2 separate regions of the Mus musculus genome follow, and region 1 is linked to region 2. A link is a contact called in ENCODE Hi-C data. All regions are on one chromosome and are shown on one strand. Each heading gives the region's core, a stretch centred on a gene start or an enhancer-like site at or near the end of the contact. The rest is flanking DNA. Distances are from core to core; before and after follow the strand shown. Region 1 overlaps Crybg3 (beta-gamma crystallin domain containing 3). Region 2 holds the start of 1700022E09Rik (RIKEN cDNA 1700022E09 gene).

The links. Hi-C counts contacts between places; a loop is a spot of excess contacts on that map.
Region 1: a loop to region 2 is called in a map of heart, with 2.0 times the contacts of the local background. The contact joins the enhancer-like site here to the promoter of 1700022E09Rik in region 2. A Hi-C loop is called at or near these places in 4 of 37 maps with a recorded cell type or tissue (T-helper 17 cell, heart, regulatory T cell and 1 more).

The regions. Positions count from the first base shown.
Region 1 is chr16:59,514,072-59,516,987 of GRCm38, reverse strand. The region is part of intron 17 of Crybg3 (beta-gamma crystallin domain containing 3); the gene reads left to right. Among named protein-coding and RNA genes, the nearest start is that of Riox2, 44 kb to the right of the region's middle. Within about 2 kb of position 1,552, at least 1 of the 3 ENCODE cell types and tissues checked has a DNase peak (open chromatin) inside an H3K27ac peak, as active enhancers do; it is heart, where a contact is called at or near this core.
Region 2 is chr16:59,467,792-59,470,908 of GRCm38, reverse strand. It overlaps 1700022E09Rik (RIKEN cDNA 1700022E09 gene), which reads left to right and starts at 1,671. Exons shown (of 3, transcript NR_040568.1): 1 at 1,671-1,724; 2 at 2,772-2,912.

The DNA.
Region 1 (2,916 bases), core at 303-2,802, 46 kb before region 2:
AACTTTCAAACATCTAATCTGTAGCAAGTACTAGATATAATTGTTTTCTCTCCCTTCTCATTTTCCATCCCATTAAGGAATTTAGGAATATTCTTTCCCTCCCTCCCTCCCTCCCTCCCTCCCTCCCTCCCTCCCTCCCTCCCTCCCTCCCCTCCTTCTTTCCCTCCCTCCCTTCCCTTTCTCTCCTTCCCTCCCTCCCTCTCCCCTTCCCTCCCCCCTCTCTCATACACACAGATACAAACCACCATGAAAACCTCTTAACTCTTTCCCTCTGAGCTGTTCATTTCATTTCTTCCCTAAAGTTTTTGTGTGACTTTCTGGTAGTCTCTCATCCCCATTCCATTGTTGAGTCTCCTTCACCAAACTCTCCCCTTGGCTCCTGCCAGTACCCTTTATTATCTTTTTCTATTTTGCCCTGCATTGTGGAAACAAATGCACATTTTGCCTATGTCCTTTAGGATCTAAATTGGATAACCACGGGTGACCTCATGTTTGAAGTCTGTCTTAGTTTGCTTTTATCACTGTCTTAAAATACCACAACCAAGAGAACCTTGGGGAGGAAAGGATTGATTTTGACTTAAAACTCTGAGGTCCCACTATCACTGAGGAAAATCGGGGAAGGAACCCAAGACAGGAACCTGGAGGCAGGAACTGAAGCAGATGGAGGCCGTGGAGGGATGCTGTTTACTAGATTGCTCCTTGTGGTCTAGCTCAGCTTCCGTCTTATGTCTAGCACCACATGCTCAAGGGCACCACACACAGTGGCCAGGGCCACTTCAGCCTTTCATCAGAAAATGCCCCCATAGACTTGCCTACAGCCCACTACCATGAAGGCATCTTGTCAACTGGGGTTCTCTCTTCCCAGATGATTCTAGCTGTGCCGAGTTGACACAATTAAACAAGCCCCGCCCCAGCACTCAAACATTCATAATAGCAACAGACCTACCACAAGGCATTTTTTTTCTGTCCTAAATGGCCATTCTTTATGCTTCTAGCTGCTTTCTTGGGGTTTGTTTGTTTGTTTGTTTGTTTGTTGTTGTTGTTGTTGTTTTGCTGCTGCTGCTGCTGCTCCTCCTCCTCCTCCATCTCCCCCTCATTTCTTTCTTTCAAATCTCCCTGCATGTAGTCACAACTACTGAACTACAGTCACTGTGGATAAGCTGCATATCATTATGCTTGTTTTGAATTCTGTGACCTGTAGTCTCCTCTGCTTAGCCCATGGCCATAAAACTCAGGGTTTCATTATTTTAAAATTAGGACAGTGATCCAGTACTTCCAAATATAGTCAGGCAGGGCCTGTATCCGGTTCGTTCTTGTTTTCCAGTCTACTCCATAACAGGGGCTATACTTTGAGGTTGAGGTGGGCTTGTGTCTAATCTTCTTAAAATGTTCTGTGTAGCTTTGAAAGTTGAAGGATGTGGGGAAAACCATTTACCACTGTCATCCGTTGAAGAAGCGCTTTAAAACTGAGCATGCTGTTTTAAGAATATTGGGCACAGACATGAGAGCAGGACACCTGAGCAGTTATTGGCTGTGAGCTGAGCTGAGTGTGAGCTTCAGACAGCCACACTGAGACAAGTAAATGCTGGCCCAGTGTCTTGTTGGGCAACCTGTTGACTACATTACCACGGGAGCAGAAGTCTACCCCGTGCTTTGACAGTGTCTCCATGGAGGCTTGGCATAGAAGTCTGGCTTTCTGAAATAATTCTTATCCTGGCAGCTACAAGCGGGCAAAGCCACAGAGACATATTGCAAGAGCCTGTATGAGAAGTTGGAGTGAAATTAGGATTCTGATGACATATAAAGTCTTCAGGAGAGTTAGAATAAGAAGACTATGTAGCATACAGTGTATATGTAACATACAGTATATAAACATTATATATGTATATATATAAGATATATGTGTGTGTATATATATATATATATATATATATATATATACATACACACACACACACACTGTTACAGAGACAGTTACCACTCACATGGGGGAAAAGCAATAACTAGGGTCTTGTACTCTAAACATAACCTAAGTATGAAAAGCCAATTTTATGAGTTAGAAGATATTACAGGAGATTCTTCCAGTGACATCAGAGCAGGATGGGCATCTTTTAGGTACAGAAAGCAGGAACTAGTAAGAAAAGAATTGAGAAGCAAACATGAGTTGATGCTGTTTGTCATGATCTATGTCTTATTGCTGTAAGTGAATACCACAGGCTTGGTAATTTACAAAGGAAAAAAAAAACACTTGTTTAGCTTATGATTGGAAAATGTGGGACGTGCTAGATACAGCTGCCTCTGGTGATGTCCCTTGGCTCTAGGGGCCTCAGGCAGCGGGGGAGGGTCACATTGGGTGAGGGAGTGAGCATCATGGCTATAATCTCTCCTCTTCCTATAGAGCACTGTTCTTTCTAGACTCAGGCCCAACTTATGTCCTTGTTTAAGCCTTAATTACCTCTTGAAGGTCCCTCTTCCAAACACCCACACTGATGAGTTTATACACACTTCCCACTTAATGTTGAAGATTGTTTCAGCATGAGCGTTGGTAGAGACACCGAAACTCAGCACTGCCGCAATAATTTGTTGAAAATGTGGCCACTGAGCCGGAACTCAGTCTTAGAATCCTAGAGGTCCGAAGTCTGAAATGGTCATCAGGGGTAAATTTAAGGTCCAGATAGGGCTGTTTTTCTTTTGTAAACCTCTAGGTAATAATCAGTGTCCTAAGCTCTTCTAGAGGCTGCCAGTTTTGCTTGATTCGGGGCCCTGCTGTCTCTGAAGCGTATCTGCCTGCTGCGGTTTATCTCTGCCCTCCTGCCTTGCTCTGAGGGGACCTTGTGGTTATACCTGGCCTACCTCAGTAAGCCAGCTTAAGATCCTTAGCCGCTAGTCATGTCCTTGAAATTCCCTCTTCCGTGT
Region 2 (3,117 bases), core at 422-2,921:
AGAGGAACAGTCATGAAATCATATATGACAGTAATTAATAATAAAAAAATCTTTGTTTTTTTCTACATCCACATAGAGGTCAAATTATTTTATATGAAGCATAGCACAGTAATATAATGTATATTAACCAAGTAAAACTTATGAAGAATTTCATCAGCACAAGTGGCTACAATCAAAGGAGCTAATGATAATATCATGAGAGAATCAAATAAAAAATACTTCAGAAAAAGTAGGGTAATATTTTGAGTTGATGTGTTGTATAACTTGATGGCCCTTGCGCAATTAATTACTTCGTTGTGAGTTACACTATACACCATCCTTCATATAAATGAACAAGAACAATTAGATTACTTCAATCTCAGCCGAAACGTGACCTAGAATAACATAGAAAGACAGATAAATGATAGATGGTAGAGATAAAAATTCTATCTTCAAAATGAAATATAGATAAATTCTATATTTAGAAATATAGAGAAATTCTTCTCAAAATACAGACCACATCAGACTTTAAGATCATTTTGTAGACCAGCCATATTTACAGTTTCTACAAGTCATTCCTTTGTCTTGTATTTCCTCCTACTTTTCATTTACATTATCCTTCTAAATCACATTCAATGATTGGAACTCATTGTCACAAAATAGTCTCTCCCCCAACCCTGATCCCCTAGTTCCACATTTATTTAAAAACTATGTAGCAGGTCCTGAGGCCCCTTTCTCATTGATCCAAGATTTAATATACATATGGCCCCAGCTGCAGGCACAACCTAGTTAACAAAACATCTTTTAAGTTATTTCAGGAAAGTGTGATTGCCCTAAAACTTTATCTGATGTGTGGGTTTGTGGTTATAGCACCTCTTTGAAGTGTACAATGCTCAGACATGCCTGCATTAGTGTTCTCTGAAGCGGTGGGTGGGGGTGGGGGTGCTTCCCTCTCTTTATTGCCTGTTGACTTAGCTAGTTTTGGAAATGATGGAGTCTTTACATGACTTTTAAAGGTCATAGGCTTGTATATAAAACTTTAGAAAGTCTTGACTTTGGAAGCATCTCTTCTACACTGGGCTCCATCACAGACCAGTGACATCATAGTACAGCAGGAGATTGTAGCAGCCACAGTGGCTAAAGTGTTACAATGTCAATAACTGCTCCCGTAATTTTTGATTCCAGGGAATAACCATGACTTTACGTGTTGTAAGAGAAGACAGACCCTAAGATAACAAGACTCATGGTTTTCTTCCTTCTTGACTTCTTGATTCCTGGATCCCTTTCTTTATTGTGAGATATTCTTCATTAATATATGTCCTTTCTGTAGTAATATCATGAATAAAGTCACCTTCATAAAACTCCACCCTGTTTGCTGGCAATGGTAGCACACGCCTTTTATCCCAGCACTCAGGAGGCAGAGGTAGGTGGATCTCTGAGAATTCAAGGCCAGCCTGGTCTACAAAGTGAGTTCCAGCTTGGCCAGGGCTACATAGAGAAGCCTTGTCTCAAAAAACAACAAGCAAAATACATCAAAACAAAAAAAAAAGCACAGTGTTTTGATTTACACTGTTGAGAGTCCAACTGAAGTTGAAAAATCAATAGGCTTTTGAAATGAAGCAGAACTTCATGCATTGGTAGAATGTGTTAAGAACATGCTTGTGTGGTAAGAAGAGGTGGCTTCATTCCATAAGTGAGGTCATAGAAGAGTAAAACTTACTGCCAGGAAATTACAGCTGCCTCAGGTACAGAATGGTGCCTTCCCCTTACATAGATGAGGGAGTTGTATAATCTCACTGGAATTTTATATAATAGTAATTATAAGTTAGGAATTGCTATTTTTATTATTCATCTCCATGCTAACATGATAGAATCATATATGGCACAGTTAGAAATGATAGGCTTGAAAGACTCCGAGAGGAGCCCCTTGCTCAGACCTCAGGACAATAGCGGACACCCAAGAACTCATGACAGACCGAGCTTGTTGCAAACCACATGAGGCTTTATTCAGGGAAAGCCAGAGCTCTGGGGATGACTCATATCCCACGCAGGAGTAGAGGAGTCGACCTCAAGGGGAAAGAGTTCCCAGTTTTTATAGGCCCTCATGGGGGAAAGGAGAAGGGGGAGATTAGGGGATTTCCAGATCTAAACAATGTCTATTCTCAAGAAATGGGTATGGGAGGGGTACAAGGAAAGAGTCTAATGAAGGTGCAGCAATGGGCACACACCTGGTCAGAACATTGGCAGACACACAGGTTCAAGGAGTGGCCAGAGCATTGTGCACCTCTATTTTTCTAAATCAGTGAAGCTAGTTCTGCTAACACTGACGTCTATCTTGCCAATTTCAGGGCTTCTGTGTCCTTTTACATTCTGCCAGGATCTTTCAGGCTTTCCTCAGAAAGACTAACCCAGTCTTCCAAAAGTCAAGATAATGCATTGTGGCCACAAATCATAGTTTTGTGATAACTCATAGGCAAAATTTTCATCTCATCTTTTCTTCTCATTTACTGTCTTAGTCAGGGTTTCTAATCCTGCACAAAACAACATCATGACCAGGAAGCAAGTTGGGGAGTATATTAGTCAGGGTTCTCTAGAGTCACAGAACTTATGGATAGTCTCTATATAGTAAAGGAATTTATTGATGACTTACAGTCTGTAGTCCAGTTCCCAACAATAGTCAGCAGCAGCTGTGAATGGAAGTCCAAGGATCTAGCAGTTGCTCAGTCCCACAAGGCAAGCAGGTGAAGAAGAGAGTGTGTGTGTGTTTTCCTTCTTCCAATGTCCTTATGTAGGTCTCCAGCAGAAGATGTAGCCCAGATCAAAGGTGTGCGCTACCACACTTTTAATCTCAGGTGACCTTGAACTCAGAGATCTGTCTTAATCTTCTGGAATTCATAGCCACCATGGCTCAAGATCTCCATACCAAGATCCAGGTCAGAAACTTCTATCTCTCAAGCCTCCAGATTAGGATCACTAGTGAGCCTTCCAATTCTGGACTGTAGTTCATTCCAGATATAGTCAAGTGGACAACCAGGAATAGCCACTACAGGGAGGAAAGGCTTTATTCAGCTTTTACTTCCACATTGCTGTTTATCACCAAAGGAAGTCAGGACTGGAATTCAAGGTCAGGAAACAGGA